2 separate regions of the Homo sapiens genome follow, and region 2 is linked to region 1. The links are chromatin loops, found by intact Hi-C in ENCODE. Cell type or tissue: ascending aorta. All regions are shown on one strand. Links, peaks and the distances in the headings refer to the core of each region. The heading gives the core; the rest is flanking DNA. Region 1 has its middle 96 kb from the start of NGF. Region 2 holds the start of NGF-AS1 (NGF antisense RNA 1).

Region 1 (9,174 bases), core at 718-8,717:
TCCATGCAAGAAGAAGGGGAAATGGGCAAAAGTCCCTCTTTATTCTTCATTAGCTGGAACAGATGAGTCACTTGCCCACAATGTGACGAAGTGGCCAAAAGGAATGAGATTAGCACAGGTCATTTAGACCAGTCATAAGTCATCCATTGGAGTTGGGTCTATACCCTTCTAATATCAAGTGATCTCTGCTTTTAATGGAATACTTTGGGGTTCAAGCAGAAGGAAAGTGTCATATGGGAGATGATTGTTGTCTTGGTCCATGCAGGTTGCTATAATAAAATACTGCAGACTGGGTAGCTTACAGGCAACAGAATTTCATTGCTCACAGTGCCTGCAGATTTGGTGTCTGGTGAGGGCCCACTTCCTTCATAGATGGACATCTGCTCACTGTGCCCTCACATGATGGAAGGGGCTAGCTAGTTCTCTGCAATATTTTTATAGGGGCACTCATTCCATTAGTGAAGTCTCTGCCTCATGATCACCCCCAAAGGCCCCACCCCTAATACCATTACCTTGGGGGTAAGATATCAACATATAATTTGGGAGGGGGTAGGGGCACAAACATTCAGAGTATAACAGTTGTTGTGGAAGCAAAGATCAAAATCTGCTGCACTCACACAATCAGCTGCTTGCTGGGCCTCTCTGACACACCAAGAATCATCCTTAACACTTTACTTTCTCTTACCTCCATATCCAGCAATCACCGAGGCTGATTCATTTCTGTCTTGTGACTATCCCTCTGTTCTGCCTTGTTTCTCCCCTCCCATTCTCTTTCTCCATTCTCTGCTATAGCTGTCTCCAGTCCACTCCACTCTCCATTTCTCACACAATCCCTGGAAGGATCCTGCAGAAACTCAAATTTCACCCCACAACTCCCCGGGCTTAAATTTTCCAGTAGCCACTCACTGGCTACAGACTAAACTCTTGTGTGTGAAATCTAAACCCCTTTATGATGTGACTTCTGTCTTTCATCCACTAACCAGCAAAACCACATTATTGTAAGTTACACACACACACATACACACTCCTTCCCTCTCTCTTTCTCTCTCTCTCCTCTCTCTTTCTCTCTTTATGCCTCTATTCCCTCTTTCCAGACACACTTTCTTTTCCTTTTTGTCTGTCCTACCTTAAAATTTAGTTCCGTCTTCAAAAACCCCCTTCCCTGCCTATTCCCCAGTTCTGACTTAGGCCCTCTCCTATGTCTGCCCTGCAAACTTGTCATGCTTCCACCAGCACAAATGTTCTAAGCTATTCCAGTTCCTTGTCTATATGCCTGTTCCCCATTACCCTGTGTTCTGCCTGAGAATAAGGGCCATATCTTGCTCACCTTTGCAAGCCCAGTGTCTCACCCACTGACTGCCACAAAGTAAATACTCTTGTAAATAAATATAAAATAAAATCCTAAATCAGCTCAACACGAGAAATTTGAAATGAGTCTTTAAAAAATCTTTTACATCGGGGATGGCCATAAAATTTCATTAATATGTTTCATCCAGATTAACCAATAAATGTCTCCTGTCATAGTGTGCATTGTTAGAAGATTAATTGGTTGTTAAGTTGGGTTTCCAAGGACACATGATGAGTCACCGACAGATGAGTAAGGCAGCACATACTCCTGGGATGAAAGAGCAAGGCGACAGCGTTGAGGTCTTGCACCATCTTCATGACAGCAACAGTGGCCAGCTATTGGATGCTTACATCGTGAAAGCACTTTGTGTACCTTTTTAATTGAATTCTCACTATAACCTCATGAAGTAGGTGTTTCTACTAGCTTCATTCCACATGTGAGAAGACTAAGGCCAGAGAGTATGAGTTTCTTACCTTCATACAGCCAAGAGGAAACAGAGCCAAGACTAAAACCCAGATTTTCTGATTCCAAAGCCTATACCTCTAACTGCTCTATTCTCTTAACTTACCCAGGATTGAGAACTCCTGGAGTGAGAGAGTCTCCAACATCTCAAAAGAGGTAGAGATAGAAGTAAAGAGAATAGTCCTGCTATGGAACCACAAAAATTAAACATTAAATTAAATTCAAAAGAAGAAGTAAAGAGAGAAAGATTGAGATTAGGATTTTAGGGAACACTGAAGTTTAGCCTGAGCATAATTAGATGTATTCTCCTTCATAAGAACCCCAAGCATGACTGAATGATGGTTATCAAGCGCGTGGAGATCTCTGTGTGTATGTGAGTGAAAATCTGAGGACTTTTCTGCCTGGGGTTTCAAAAAGTGCTTTTGAAAAGTGGTAATGTTTTAGCTCAGCGCTTCTCAGACTTGAATGTGCACAGGGATTACCTGAGATGGAGATCTTGTCAAAGTGCAGACTGAAGCCCGCTGCAGCAGAGCCCTTGGGAGGGCCCGTCACCACTGACCTGTACAGACCCTCCGCTATGTGTGCCATTCACCCTCCCATGGCGGTGCTTCGCGAGAATGTTGGCTGTCTCAAGTGTTCTGTGCCTGAAGGGAGAAGGGACCTGCGCTTCATAAGTGATGCTTAGTTTTCTCCATATCTCCCTCCTATAGAAAACAGAAATCTGTGCATTTACCACAGTCATTCTGTGAAATAAGTAAACCCTCAAACCTGATTAGCCCACCGACCTCCAATGCTGGCTATTACTTCACGCTTTCATCACCCAGGAAAGTCTCCTGAAATAGAGGGGCCTGATAGGTGTTCCCTGAGCTGAAAAGCAGCTGAGTGTGGCGTCAGGGGCATGAGGGCAGGACCAGACACCAATACTGGGCACCCCGGCTCCTGACCAGGGCTCCGCAGCCTCCTCACCCTTGTGCTCCTTGGTGCTCCAGGGCAGGGCTTTCCTGCCAGGTGCAGCTGGGCCACTGCTCTGCTGGATGCACTGTACTCAAGTCCCCGATCTGCTCCTAAGTGTCCCATCGAGGACAAGAGCCCTGCAGGCTTGCAGCAACGTCAGCCAGTTAATGCCACACCCTTCCCAGGCACTCCCTTCCACGTGGAGTCCTCCATGACCTCTGTGGACAGCACTGTTTTTTCCTCAGCTGAGGCTCTTCCTGCTATATCCTTCTTGCTTCTTGCAACATCCTCTCCTCCCACACACTCTGTTTCTATTTCCCTCCTTGAAATCTTTGTCCTGGTCTTTGCTTTTCCCTCGTACTTTTCAGTCATCCTTTCTCTAATGACACCAAAGACCGAGCCATCTGGCCACAGGTGACCTATAGTTTGGGGCATAATTTGAGGCTATGGAATTCAAACATTCAGAGATCACAGGACGTTTTGAGGGGATAAATACTGGATGAGTTGCACCAAGGAATGGAGGAAGGAAAGATATATTTATTGAGTTCCAACTGCCCACTAGTCACGGGTGCTAGTTGTTTTCACTTGCTTACCTCTGAGAGGGAAATGGAAGCCCCAGGAGGCACAGAGGCTCACCGTGGTGTGCAGGGATTGCCTGCGGCCTTTGCTTCAATAACAGTAAATTCATCCTCTACACTTTGGCATATACATATGTTCTTGAGGGCTTCTTGGCTTCATGGTGACACCAGCAACATGTACCTGCTCTAAGTCTTAGTTTCATCCTCTGCAAAATGGGGCAATAACAGTGTCTACTTCACATATTTAGCACAATATGTGGTTTATAATAAACACTTAATAGTACCAATTAGTACTATTGGTGCTGCTGCTGTGTTATCATCATTATAACTGGTGCTCAAGACAAAATCATTACTAATAGGCTCCATTTGTTCATTCAACAAGTATTTATCGAGCACCTGATATGGTTTGGCTCTATGTACTCACCCAAACTTCATCTTGAATTATAATCCTGTAGTTCCTACCTGTTGTGGGAGGGACCAAGTGGGAGATAATTTGAATCATGAGGGCGGTTTCCCCCATACTGTTCTCGTGGTAGTGAATAAGTCTCACAAGATCTGATGGTTTTATCAGGGGTTTCTGCTTTTGCATCTTCCTCATTTTCTCTTGCTGCCACCATGTAAGAAGTGCCTTTGGCCTCCTGCCATAATTCTGAGGCCTCCCCAGCCATGTGGAACTGTAAGTCCAACTAAACCTATTTTTCTTCCCAGTCTTGGGTATGCCTTTATCAGCAGTGAAAAAATGGACTAATACAGCACTGAACTCTGTGCCAGGCGTTATCTGATGTAGAACAGTTACACCAGTCATGGAACTTACATTCTAGTCAGTGGGGGGAGAATAAATAAAGAAACAGGGCAATTTCTGGCAGTGAAAGGCACTCCAAAGGAACTAAAATTTTAAAAAATGGGCCGAAGAGGCTGGGGCTTCCAGTAGAGAGGGCTGCTTTGACTTGGGGTCAGGGAAAGCATTTCCAAGAAGCATGAGTGAGCCAAGACATGAATGATGACAAGGAGCCTGGCAAGCCGAGACCTAGGAAAGCGCACTCCAGCAACGGGAACGGCCAGCGAAAGGTCCTGAGATGGGAATGCACTTAGCATGTCAAATATGTTTCCCTAATTCCAGAAACTTTCTTACATGAAGAAGGAAGAAGTAGTACTTACAGAGGCTACAGGCACAGACTCTGGAGCCAATACTGCCTGGTTTCATCTCCAGACTGTGACCTTGAGAACGTTATCCAACCCTCTATGCCTGTTTCCTGATCTGCAAATTAGGAAGATGATAGTGAATATGAAATTAATTACACATGAAAGTAGTTAGAACTGCTCTTGGCATGTAACAAGCAGAGAAAACTACTGCTGTTATAATTGTGATGAGTGTGTAATGAATAGATATAAATCACTTGAACAATTCCTGGAAATAATAAGCAGTCAACAAGAGTTAGCTGTTGTTATTGGAGCCTAGCACCTTGTGGGTTTTCGACAGGGTACACACAGAATGAGGGGATCCCTTTGTTTCCTTGTGACGCCCTTCCATTTTGATCAGTGTAGTGGAAGGATTCAGCACATCATTTTACCATTTAACTTAAACATGTATCAATATAATCTCTGTGGTCAGGGTGACTTTCATTTATCATTAGGTCTGCCTTTCTGAATGCAAATAATCCTTTAAAAAATAAAAGAAAAAAACCAGAATTACAAAATTTAGGGTGTTATTTTAGAAACCAACCACTTTTTGCCCAATGATTTAACTACTGTTTCCTTATTGCTAACTTGCAAAGAGTGGACGTAATTTCTTTATTTCCTTCATCATTTCCTGAAGCTACTCATTCCTTTAGGAGGTGAGGTGCTGGGGAGAGAAGGTCAGTTCAACTTTGGTCACCATGGAGTTTGGGCTGGTTTCAACTGCTTCCCATCAATGTTTTTCTGGCTTCTGTAAGTTATTACCTATGGGCTATTGGCCCTGGAGACACCATAGTTCATGGCTCACATGGTTTGTTCCCATGCCAGTCAGAAAGTGCAGATTCTCCCAAACAACCATCAAGAACTGGGTGTTATGGACTCAGGCCAAGAGGGTTCCAGCTGAGGCTACTATGGTGCAGGTCTACATTAGCAGGAGACCCTGGTGGTGTTCTTCTGCTTAGGGGACCCTACCCAGGGGTGGAGCCACCAGGCCTGGGCACCAGCACTCGTTGGGCAGCCTCCCATTCCAACTGCTTGGCCCTTCATAGGGAAACTGATTTTACAGTTTCTCTATTTGGGACATCAAGATAGGTTGCCATGGAAAAATGACATCTTCTAATTAAAAACACAGAGAGGTCACAAGTTTCCCAGAACAACTAGGGCACAGATCCTAAAGGGAAAGAAATGAAACATTTGAAAAGAAAAAAAAGAGTCAAACAAACCTCCAGGGCTGTGTCAGGCTGTAACTTTCCAAACCTGAATGAGATGCCTTGCATGGATGGGGGATGCTGAGAGGATAGTCTAAGTTCACCGCTGATGGATGCTGTTTTCAGCTGGCAAGGCCTCAGTCAGGCAGCAGATCTGGGATGCTCAGGAATATTGACCTAGGATGATTATTCTGAGCTATCATTTAAACTGTGCATTTCTGGATTTTCCTCCTGAGATGTGGGAGGGTAAACGGAAGGACAGAAATGAGAAATCAGAAGGCCACTAGTTCCAAAGGAGCACAATCCTGTTGCCCTCTGCCAATTTCCCTCCTTTGTACTGTACCTTGTACTTGTATTGACAATAACACCTGCGACCTGTGTCGTGCTTAATTGTGTCTCCCACACTGGGCTGTAGACTTCTCCAGGACAGGCACAATGTTATGTTTATTTCTGTATGGCCAGTGCCTAATATATTGTTTGGCACATAGAGCATGTACAGTAAATCCTTGTTGAATGAACATTAATAATAAGAAGAAGAGCTGTCATTTACTGAGGGCACTGGGTAGTGGGATATTATTCATCTTCTTTTACAGTAAAGAAACTTCAGTTCAAGGGGGGCAAAGCAACTCACATAAGTCCTTGGAACTAATAAATGACAGAGCTGGGACTTAGATCCAACACTGTCAGACTGCAACGCTCAAGAATAAATGGATCCCTGTGGGGCTCATTTTCTCTCACTCAGAGGCTGATTAACCAACATGTGGTTTGAGGGGCCCTTTGCTGTGGCTCCTTTTCCCTCTCATTGACCACTTCTTGGCACCCTCAAGTCTCCCAGTAAGCCCTGGACTAGAGAAAGTAAGAGAAACAAAAAATCTGCACTTAGTCTGGCTGCTTGGCCAAGGCTCATATAAAAAGGGAAGCTCACAATGGCAATTGGGTAAGGATGGGAAGTGGCAGTGGGTAAGGATGGGAAGCTCAGAGTGCCTTTCTTTCCCCTCTTCCTGCCCATCCCTGTGAGTGCCCCCCTCTCACATGCAGGAAGGTGTAATTCCACTCCTAGGACAATGAAGCAGCCACATAGGCACTACCAGCTGTGCTGATCAACCCCTTCTTTCTGGGGATTGGATTCAGAGTGGAATCCCACACTAGAAATTCATAACAATAAGATGAATGCTGTGCTGATATACCCCTTCTCCCTGGGGAGGTAGGGATCCTTAGCTTGGATTGAATTTAGAGTGGAATCCCACACTAGAAATTCATAATAATAAGATGAATATCGTGGTTCTCATTTAGCCAATACCATCATGTTGCACAGCTCTGAGCAACAGTGCATAGAATATGATGTGAATAGCACCCCTGAGAGCTGTGAAAGTTTTTGATGTGATCTTTCAACTTTCAAGTGTATTTTGTATTTTGCGTTGTAAGCAGTGGATAATAACGTTAGTAGCCTGTGGTCGTTTAGAAAGGCCTTTATGCACATTATTTCATTATTACCCTGTGAGGCAGGTAGCACTATTAACCCCCTTAGAGATGATGATGCTGAGGCTTTGAGAGATGCATCATCTTCTCTCTGTCAGAACTACTCAAAGTGTATTTCCACAGGCTGGAAATAGCAATATAAACCAGAAGCTTGTTAGAAATGCAAATGCCCAGGCCTCACCCTGGGCAGACTGAATCTGGGTGACAGGGCCCAGGATTCAGCTCTCCAGGAGGTTCCTGTGAGTGCTCAAGTTTCAGAAGCACTGCCCCAGGACACAGAATAATGGTCAGAGGCTGAATTCAAATTCAACCCTCCCTCTCTCACTCCAAGTTACCCTATGCTGGAGGTACTGAAAAAGGTGCAGAGGAAGGCCAAAACCTTGAATACAAATCATAGGACAGCTTTTATTTGTTGAGAGAATGTGAACTAGGCATTTACCCTCTTATTCCTCTAAAAAAGAATAGGCATACTATTTCAATTAACTTTACTGGGCAGTTGTGAAAACCAAATGAATTAATGTATGTTAAAGTACCTTGTAAACTGCTAAATACCAAACTGTTAAACACCATAAACTTTTGTTGTTTATTGTTATAATTACAGTAAATGTTAGATTATTATTTTATTTCAAACATAAAAAATAGAAACTAATGGGTAAAGTGAGTTTTAAAGTATCTAATTTCCCGGAAGTTTCCATTGCATAATCCTATTCTGGAAATACAAAATTATTGTCATGGAAAAGAAAATGAAGGTACACTGAGTGAGCCCAAGTTGGTGAACAATGACAACAATCATCACCATAATTGTTTGTGTATGAAGCAGAGGTGCCGCTCTGTCTACCCACAGAAGCGCAGCTGACAGAATGGACGGAATATAAGGTCAGACTCAGAACACCTGCATTCTCTCCAGGCTTCTCCACTGACGGGTTATTCGATCTCAGACAAGGCACTTCACCTCTCAGAGCCTCGTTCCTTGCTTGTAAATTTGAAATCATAATAATAACTACTTTAGAATAATAATGACTTATTTGATGTGAGTCTCAGTTAAGAGAATGTCTGTGAAAGTGCTCTGCAAACTGCAATTCACTGCACAAATGTTTTTTTTTTTTTGTTAAAGCTGGCTGACTTGTCTGTTATACTTTATTGTTGCTGCTTTTTTTATTATTATACTTTAAGTTTTAGGGTACATGTGCACAATTGCACAAATGTTAATTGTTCTAGTCGCTGTTGTTATTTACAGTAGGAGAGACTAAAAGGCTCTGAACAAAGAAAACAATGGCTTATAATGGAACTCTTGAGACCTGCTAGCAGTAAGGCTAGGAAAGTAAAAAGACAAGAGGGGAAAAAGCTCTTTAGCTCTCCAGACACTGAGCAGTGCAGGGCAGCTCTCTTGGGTTTGAGGGTGGGTGAGGAAGCCCAGAGCCCGAAAGGCTGCAGGTGTTGCTTCAGAGAAGGTCTCCTCCTGAGGGCCATGCAGCCACCTGATGTCAGAGGATCAGGCATTGGAACTCGGTGCAGCAGACCAGAGCATCCAGCTCAGTGCTATCACAGGCCTGGCCCAACAAGCCAGGACTCACTTTCACAACTTTTCACTTTCATCTCAAACGTAGACTTCGGATGTTATTTCCAAATGAGCTTATACAGTCACAGAGAAACTGATGGAACAAGATGTTACTCATACAACCTTAAAAGTATGTGTCTGATCATTAAGCTGTGTCACTTGGGCATCACCAGCGATTTTTTTTTTTTTAAATAAATCCTTGGGCTATGTTGTGCATTATCCAATTATACTTTTAAAATAAAATATTAATTTATTCATTATATGATGTTTAAAATAGACCATAATTTTTATGAATCTGTTCTGACCCATCTTCATTTTTCACTACATCAGGAGCCTCTGCGAAGCCCCCAGTCAGGTTCAGCAGCTCTAGTAATCACTCTGCTACGTGGGACGTAGCTGGGAAATTGTCAT
Region 2 (9,174 bases), core at 547-8,546, 150 kb before region 1:
ATCAGAAGACAGCCCAAGTCAGAGTTCCAAAGCCCTTTGAAGGGATGCCAGCTCAGACACATGTTTCCAATTATCATATGCAATCTCGAGACAGTGTGCAAGTTGCACTTTCATTATGTCAAAGTGAAAGGAATGGTGGGGGCGAGATAAAGGGGAGAGGCCGCTAAGCTGGAGGCTGCACTTAGCTGTGGCACCAAACGTTAGCCAAGGCGCCGGGCTGGCCTCTCCAACCCAAGTCTCCCCCTGGAGCCAGGGGTGCATGGTACGTACTCTGAGAGCCTTTTTTTTCTTCTTGTTTTGGGGATCGAGGAAACCCAGCTGATATGGCTGGAGGAGGCCCCATCTTCAGGAAGATATTTGACCAGCTCTTTGGTGTTTGGTCTTAACAGAGACAAGATTTTGTGAAAACCATATGGGGACTTTAACTGTGTCTTCCTACAGGATTTCACAGGGTTATTCTCTGAATTCTTCTAAGGTCTGTAATTGCAGGAGAAACTAACTCCTCTGCCAGTTGTAGCTCAGAATGAAGTGAGAGAACAGACAGAGACTCTCAATTCTATTAGCGGTCTCTCTCCCATTGGGGCTGGGCAGCCTCTTGGTTGGATTTTACCTTGTTCATAATTCTGGAGTAAGTCTCAGCACAGGACAATAATTTCACTCAACTTATTTTCCGCACGTAGTTCAAAATCGTTTCCTCCAGGAAGTCTTTCCTGGCTTACTCTTTCCATTGGATTACTTCTTACTACTGTAGCCATTGTTTAGAATGTTTATTGGATGGATTTGTATGTTGCACTGTGCTTTTAAGTCAGTGGGTGGGTGCATGTGAGTGTAGAATGTGCACTTCTTGGCTGCTTCTTAGCTTCCAGGGGTTATTCACACATATACACACACACATAAGCACACACACTATCCTTGTGTGTGTATGTTTGTATATTGTGTCTATTTCTGTGCATATATGTATATGTAGCTGTGTGTACTGTATATTTACATATGTTTCATATACAATGATTTATTATGTACCAAACATTGGACCAAATGCCTTACAATACAATGAAGTAGGTTCTCTTATTTTCACCTACATTTTACATGTAAGAAAACTGCAGTGCAGAGAGAGAAGTAATTTGTCCAGTGTCACTCAGCCAAGCTATGGGTGAGGCCAGGCTTTATCCCTGATGGTCTGATCTTGCTCTTGATACCAGCCTCTGAAAATTACCCAGATGTGTCACATGCCTCAGGGAGGACCCTGTTTTCAACTGAGACCATTAACGCATTTATGGCTAACACAAGGTAGGTGCGGGGATAGGAGGAGATAGGCTGTGGATGGTGGGGATGGAGAAAAAGATGGAAACTAAGTTCTGTCTTCCCTTCCTTAGGACATTGATTGCCTGCCACATGCAAGATTGGGTCCAGGTGCTGAAGAAACACAGATGTGCTGCATCCTTGACTTTAAGGAGCATCCCTGGGTTGGAGGGATTCTCTGCAGGCTGCTGTGGTGGAGGGAAGATTTGCCCAACTTACTCTTGGCGCTGGACCCCCTGAGCCATCTTCACACACCCAGGTGAACTTTGGGAAGGTAACAGCTTTTCAGTTGCAAACCCAAGTGAATTAGAGCAAAACAGATCCCACGTGCTTGACACATGGAAACTTTCAGAGCCAATGGTTTATAAACTTACCAAGAGCTGGGGGAGTAAACACATCCCAGGGAACTGTGGAGCACTTCTCTGGCATTGATACACATAAGCAGAAAGCACAGCCTTCCCCGACACTTGCCTTAAGATAGTCTTTTGTCTTAGAACCCAGAGGCTTACCTGAGCTAAACCACATAAAGTGCTTAGTGCGATGCCTTGAACATACCAAGCTCTTAATAAACGCTAAGGTCACTATTAGCATTGCTTGTCATGGAATAAACCTAGGATACATCTATAAAACTGTCCATAATCTTCCTTGCCTTGTGGAAAGTTGTTCCACTATTCCAACATCCTTTTAGGGGTTCTCAGCTAATCTACCTTTCAAAACGAAAATTTATTATACACTTCTTAAGTGCTAGGTAGTTTTGTATATTTATGTGTATTATCTCATTAAATGATCTCTCAGCCCTCTGAGAAAAGCACTATTATCATCCATATTTCACAGATGAAGAAATCGTCAGAGTTTCCATATATCATTGTCAGAGATGTTAAGCAACTTGCTTAAGGTTACACAGCCTTAGCAGAAGTACTTGTTTGACTCCAAAGCCTACCATTATGCTGGAATCACTAGAATCCAGGTGGCCTATCTGAACCCGGATTCAGGCATCTGAAGCTGAATAGCTGCCATTCTTGCTTTTAACCTCCTGGTAAAAGCAGGCTATGCCTGATCTATCTATCTATCTATCTATCTATCTATCTATCTATCTATCTATCTATCAATCATCTATCTATCTGTCTATCTATCTATCTATCATGGCCTGGCTATGCCACATCTATATTCCATGATGTCCACTGACCAGAGGGTTTCCCTTATCCAATCCATACATGTGCCAATAAACAAACATTTAGTGAGCACCAACATAGTTGCTTCTCTCCTATAATCAACACAGGAATGGTTAAGTTTGGAATAAATTACTTTTCCTAACACTTGCATAGGACTGGACTGTTTGCTTTCAAATACTTGGTTTTGCTTCATGCTCACAACTCTGGGATATAGGAATGATTATTTTCATTTCACAGCTGCAAGAACCAAGCTCAAAGAGGAACTGCTGCTTGCCAAAGTTTCACAGATAGAAATGGGGGAGCTGGGGCCAGAACCCAGCTCTGCTGACACCAAGCCCAGAGTTTGTACCATGACACTGGGCTGCTCCCTCGGAGCTGGGTTTGGCTGATGACCTCAACTCTGAGCACCCGTTGCCTCCCACTGTTCCGTTCAGGCCTGTGCGAGAAAGACTCCCAGGCCCCTGGGTTCTCCATAGCCCACACTTCCACTCGGCTCCGCTTCTCTTGCCCAGCTGTCTCTCCTCCAAGGAGCGGACAGGGCGGACACGAGACCCGGGTGCCCTTTTGTCCTCTATTCCAGCTCTGGGCGGATCCTCCTCCCATGATGTGGATGATGCTGAGGAGAAAGTGGTAAGGCTTTTAGGAGGAACACTCCTGATTCACGGAAATGAAAATAGCTGCTGGGTTGTTGCTGAAACTCTGTCCCCATGGTGGGCTTTCTATTAGCAGGGAAGGGGTCAGGCTGGCGCTCTGGTTGCTGGAGGGCGTCAGAGGGACAACTGAGTGTACCCCAGAGTCAGGCACCCTGCGGTCTCCCAGGCCGGGGCCTGAGCCTTGCTAGGAGGGCGGACAGCCAGGGCCGGCGCTAGTTTTCTTGGGCGTGGTGGAGGACGCCTTCCACCAAACGAAGTTGCCGAGAGGAGTCAGATCTGCTCTCACCTTTTGGGCTTTTGGGGAACCCAGGCAGAAAAATCTCAGTGAGGCACAGGAAGGAAAATTTTGCAAAATGTGCTGCTGCCGCTCCTCAGCAGAGTATAGTGGGCGGTTTGAAGCTGTTTTCTTGGTGTTCAAGTGGCTGGGGCCCTGGCGACCCCGGTCAGCCTTTCTGGGGCAGCCCGGGTGGGTCTGAAAGCCAGGGCTCCCCTCCGTGTGTGGGAGCAGAGCCCAAGCTGCGGAAACCACCGGGCGCGGGGTTGTTTTTGGAAGGCTCCGACGCCGATCAGCCAAACTGATATCCCTTATATTGTGTGAAAACATTGGCTCCCACGCTGGGACTCCAGTGTTTCCGCCTAGAGCAGATTTTGCCTTTGGGAAGGTGGTGGTGTTCCTGGGATGAGGGGCCCTCCTCTTACCGGACACGCAGGAGAGCAGCCCACATGGAAGTGAGGGCCTCAGCCTTCGTGCTCCCTCAGACGGTCCTCCCTCTCGGCTGCCCAGGGGAGCCAAAGACATTTTTTAGATGTCCCAGTGTCTTGCAGTGCCGCGGGCAGCACTCCAGGACCCTCTTTGTTGGTGTAGCTGCTCACAAGCCAACCTTCCTGATGGGGAGCTTCCTGAAGGCCTCCCTCTCCACTCCTCTCCCCACATCCCAGGCCCAAAGTCCAGTCCTAAGAGAAAAAAAGCCACCCAGAAACTTTGTAGGGGCACCTAGGACGGCTGAGACCACTGGCATTGGACCCCAGTAAAAGTCACAGACACAGATCACTGGGAGGGCTCCTCCCTGAGGCCTTTATCTCACTTAGAATCTCAGCACAGAATGTTCTAGCTGGTGTTTCTTGAGCATAAACCTTTATTCCAATTGCAGTGGCTCTGATAGAAAAAACAGGGCACATTTCATCATACTTCTACCCTAATCAAATGGCTCTCATGCCAAAGCTCCCTACGTTTCTAATTTGCCCTATTTGGATGGCGTTGGAGGTGGGGCCGGACAGCGAGAATTACAGAGGGAATGAATAAGACCATTTGCTCTTTTCTCGGATGGACAATTTGGGCCTGTTCTCTTGAAAACCAGTGTAGGCATTTCATCCTCGGGGGGAGACAGGATGGATAGGAGGGGAAATTTTCTGTCTTAATATAAGTGCTCTGTCTGGGGGAATATTGTGGCTTCAAGGAAAATACAAAATGAAAGTTGCAGGGGAAGGGGGTCGTGTGAGGCTGGGTGGAGCCCTGCTGCAGGCTGAACCCTGGAGTCCCTCTGTCACCTTCACTCCTAAGATGCTCTGGATGGAGTCAGTGTTTATTAGCACATCCAAAAAGCCCCACAAGAACCACCCAGGTTGCTAACTTTCCTGGAGGCTGGAGAGTGCTGGTAAAGATGAGAGATCACACCTCCCTCCTCCTCCTGCTCTGTCCTCCCCTCCCCTTCTTCACATCCACCTCTGGCCTTCTCTTTGTCATCCTTGTTTCATTTCCCCTGTTTGGGAGAAGCAGAAAGCCGTGGTTTCCTGCCGGCCCACCTGTCCTCCACATCTCCAGGTTTATTTGGTTCTTACTCCATTTACTTAGTCTTTCTGCCCCACCCTCTTCTCTGCAGGTCCCACGGCCCCAGTCACCTTTGGTCACTTATGGAAATCATCCAATTAAGAATAAAAATATTTTCAGAAGTTCTCTCCCGTCTCTGGCTTCCCTGGCTGTGGGCTGATGGTGGGGCCCCTGGAAGTTGCTACTGTGGCTGTTAGTGGGTTGCAAGAGTGTCGGAGGCACTAATGTTTTCTTGGGGTAATGAAGTCTTTCTGCAGGAGGCTGCTGAGGGATAAAACGAGTACTAAGGCCAGCTGAACATGAAACCAGATCTACTTTGACAGGCCTCGTGAGATTACTCTGTTACAACTCTTCCAGACAGCACATCTCCCTCTACAAATGAGCAGCTCACAGATCTTTGGTACAAGCCTCTTCCTGTCTATCGAGTGCCCCCAGGACTGAGACTGTGCCTCTGAGGCCAGGGCAGCCCCATGCCCAGTGGTGATCTGCCTCCTGATGAGGCTCCACTAACTTCTCCAAGGGAGGAGACCAGGGCCCATGCTTCCAGGCCGTGGGCAGGTAATCCAATGATTAGGTAGCTTTGGCTCTGGAATGTAGAACAAAGTTGCAATCCAGCAGGCTTCCTTTGCTAATCATGCCTGGCTTAGGCTAATATCTGAAACCAGTTAGCCTTTCCTGAAGTTGCAGCACTGGCTGGGGGTGGGGTAAGGGTTACAGGTGGGCCTTAGAAGGAGCCAGGGGGTGCTTCAGACAATTCCCCCTGCATCTTCCTCAGACTTGCAGATGATTTTACTCAAAAAAAATAACCAGCATCAGCACACAGGATGCTTCCAAAAATTTAATAAATAATGATTCTTTAAAACTGTATAAACTATAAATTACCATGCAGTCCTTATAATTTAAAATAATTTACAGGTTGAGGTAGGGAGGGGCCCAGGAGAGTGTAGAAGGGGCAGGGGGAGGGAGCGTGTCGGCAGGTCAGGCTCTTCTCACAGCCTTCCTGCTGAGCACACACACACAGGCCGTATCTATCCGGATAAACCGCCAGGCAGCCTGCTTGCCATCCATGGTCAGCGCCTTGACAAAGGTGTGAGTCGTGGTACAATATGAGTTCCAGTGCTTTGAGTCAATGCCCCGGCACCCGCTGTCAACGGGATTTGGGTCCCGGCACTTGGTCTCAAAAAAGTACTGTTTGAATACACTGTTGTTAATGTTCACCTCTCCCAACACCATCACCTCCTTGCCCTTGATGTCTGTGGCGGTGGTCTTATCCCCAACCCACACGCTGACACTGTCACACACCGAGAATTCGCCCCTGTGGAAGATGGGATGGGATGATGACCGCTTGCTCCTGTGAGTCCTGTTGAAGGGGGCAGCACCACCGACCTCGAAGTCCAGATCCTGAGTGTCTGCAGCTTCACGGGGAGGCTGGGTGCTAAACAGCACACGGGGTGAACGGAGTCGCCGCTTTTTAAACAGCCTGGGGTCCACAGTAATGTTGCGGGTCTGCCCCGCCACGCGTGCAGCTATCGCCGCTGCCGGGGCGCTGCGGGCTCTGCGAAGGGCAGTGTCAAGGGAATGCTGAAGTTTAGTCCAGTGGGCTTGGGGGATGGTGTGTCCTGCAGGGACATTGCTCTCTGAGTGTGGTTCCGCCTGTATGCCGATCAGAAAAGCTGTGATCAGAGTGTAGAACAACATGGACATTACGCTATGCACCTGGAATGAAAAAGAAATGAGGGTGACTTCATGGAGTACTAAATGCAGTCAAAAGGCAGTTTCTGGGTCCCTCAGAGTTGACCTCCCAAGGGGATCACGAAGAGGTTTCATTCAAACCGGGGCACTTCTGAGAGGGAAAGGGTGTGCTAGCAATGGTTATACCGGGACAACAGGCGTAACCCGGGGCTGACTCAGGCAGTATGGATGTGTGGTCACCCCATCCGAGCTTCTCCAGGAAGTGACAGAGCCCCTGAAATTTTGCCCAGTAGTTCGATATGAGCTTGGAGACATCACTTACAGAGTCCTTTGAGTTCTCTGAAGCTTAAGGCGGCTGAGGGAGGTGGTAAGTGTCCATGTGTGTACCAGGGAGGCCGGTGGGGAGAGTTTAACATCTCTCCCTGGCACTTGTGCCTTGATGTGATGGTGCCGTCCTGCTCAACAGTTTTGAATCCTCTGGGAAGGCACGGGGAAGATCTGCTGGGGACATGTCTTGAAGCCTCAGAACTGGGTACCCCCTTTCAGACAGTGCACTGGGTCAGCTCTAAGATCTGGTGACTCGGAGCCCTTGTTATGAATTCACAAAGCGTCATGTTTGGCAAAAACCTTGTGGCTCTGGGACCATCTTAGTCCAGGCACCTCTTCAGACGCTACCCCACATATATAAATGTGGACCACATAATAGTTCCTCTTTGTGTGATGTTTTTAAAATGTGTTCACTTCTATCTTCTCATGAGTCTGTGAGTTCAATTAGGATTTATCATATTTATTTCACATATAAGGAAACTGATTCACAGAAAATGAACTAACACTAAAGCACTGAAGTCACAAATGAAAACTGAACCAGAAATAGAATCCAAAGTTGACCCCTTACTAAGCTAGTGTCCTTCCATCCACCCTTCCTTCTTTTCTCCCTCCCTTTCTCTTTCACTCTTAAGCATGTCTTTTCTTTTTATTGTTTGTTCTTATGTGACTATAGATCAAATGGTATGGCTCTAACTGTCCCCAAGAGGACTCCATACTGCACTGCAGTTACCCCACAAATAATCCCCCAACTTGGTCAAGTAATTGTGGAATTAGTTCTGCTCCTGGAGGGCCTCTCACTGGCCTCCGCGGAGCTCCTATGCATACTTGTAGATGTGTAGCAAACGTCAGCTCCTCTGTAAAGCTTCCATAGATCTTCCTGGTAGGATCAGAAATATCTCTTGTAAGAGTGCTCTACAAACTTCCAATTCTATCCTTTCTCCCATCTCTCCTTCCCACTCTTATGGGTCATTCTGCTCCGTTTCCACACAGATACGACCTAGTCCTCGAAGCCTTCTCAGATCACTCCAATCAAAAATGATCTTTTGCCATTCTGCACTTCAGAATAGCGTAATTGTATGTGCATATGTGTGTGTTCATGTGAGTGTGAGTGTGTGTGTTCTCTCCTACTAAATCAGTGTAATGACAAGAACTCTGCATTGGGTCTGGGGGTTAGAAAATCGTGTTTGGATTCCTACTCCACTACTTGTTAGCAGAAGAAACCCATTTAATTTCCCAGAGCCTTAGCGTTCCCATTGATCGGAGGTGGGCAAAAAACACTATCTCCCAGAGTAGTTGTTAGGATGAAGTAGGTTCTCACAAAATTTGTGTAAATCATGAGTTATTTCTGTCTCCTTGTGGTCAAGGACTTTGTCTTTTGTGCTTTCTACTGCTGGTTTTACCTCTCTCAGACCTCCTTCAAAGCCATTTTTATTGTCTCACCCTGACTGTGAGATACTCGAGGGTGGAGCCGTGTCTCATCCACTTGTGTATCTGGGCACTCCATCCCTTGTATTCCACAGCAGTTTGTGCATAACCCTATCACCTCTCCTAGGGTTGTGGATAATCATTAACTTGTCTGTCTCCCTGAGAGGGCTTTGCAAGCTGCACAATTTGCATTTCAATATTTCCAGGGCCAGTTGCCGTGTCTGGCATGTAGTAGGTACTCAAAAAATTTAAGGAGAATGAATGAAAGAAAGAATGAATGAGAGTGGCAAGAGAAGCTCACCATCTGCCTTCTTTCCATCACAGTGTGTGGTTTCTTTTGGCCTTTGTGCATATGGCTACACACTGCTTTTCTAATCTGTTTTAAGGCAACACATTCTTCTCCTCCATACTGTGCTTTTATTCAGCTGGAAATAGACAGCTCTTTGGTGAGATACCAAGAAGGAAATCACCAAATTCTTTTCTCTTTGGTTTCTTTGAAGAATGTTTCTGTTTGCTCCAGTTCTCCAGCTGACCATGCAAAGGAGGCAATGGCATATCTGGGGTTTTGACCATTACCAGATCTGTTGGCTAATGGTCTTGCAGATAAATGTCCGGTCAACTCTTAGCGGACTGAATATTCAGTTGGCAGCAAATCTAAACCTTTTACTTTTGCTCCTTTTCATGTTTCACTTCTTTGTTCTTCTCGGTACATAATATCTCTTATCAGATACATTAAAGGAGAAGAAAGAAAACTGAAATTCATTCCCTTATATCCAAA

What was found. Peaks named below come from ENCODE experiments on the same cell type or tissue, not always from the same donor. Only the 100,000 strongest peaks of a DNase experiment are listed, where the experiment ranks them.
Region 2: a loop joins it to region 1, with 2.7 times the contacts of the local background. A loop is called at or near these places in 2 of 110 quality-filtered maps.

What each region holds. Positions count from the first base shown.
Region 1 is chr1:115,429,350-115,438,523 of GRCh38, forward strand. No RefSeq gene overlaps it. Among named protein-coding and RNA genes, the nearest start is that of NGF, 96 kb to the left of the region's middle. RefSeq lists an enhancer at 2,258-2,758. In ascending aorta, for the core only: no CTCF peak of the experiment used is centred there; DNase peaks (open chromatin) are centred at 1,636 and 4,362; H3K27ac peaks cover 1,671 bases.
Region 2 is chr1:115,280,140-115,289,313 of GRCh38, forward strand. NGF (nerve growth factor) reads right to left here. Exons shown (of 3, transcript NM_002506.3): 3 at 5,778-6,668. The coding sequence starts at 6,656. The coding sequence ends at 5,931. NGF-AS1 (NGF antisense RNA 1) reads left to right here and starts at 2,895. Exons shown (of 2, transcript NR_157569.1): 1 at 2,895-3,101. In ascending aorta, for the core only: no CTCF peak of the experiment used is centred there; DNase peaks (open chromatin) are centred at 2,902, 3,284, 3,832 and 4,292; H3K4me3 peaks cover 1,761 bases; H3K27ac peaks cover 3,911 bases.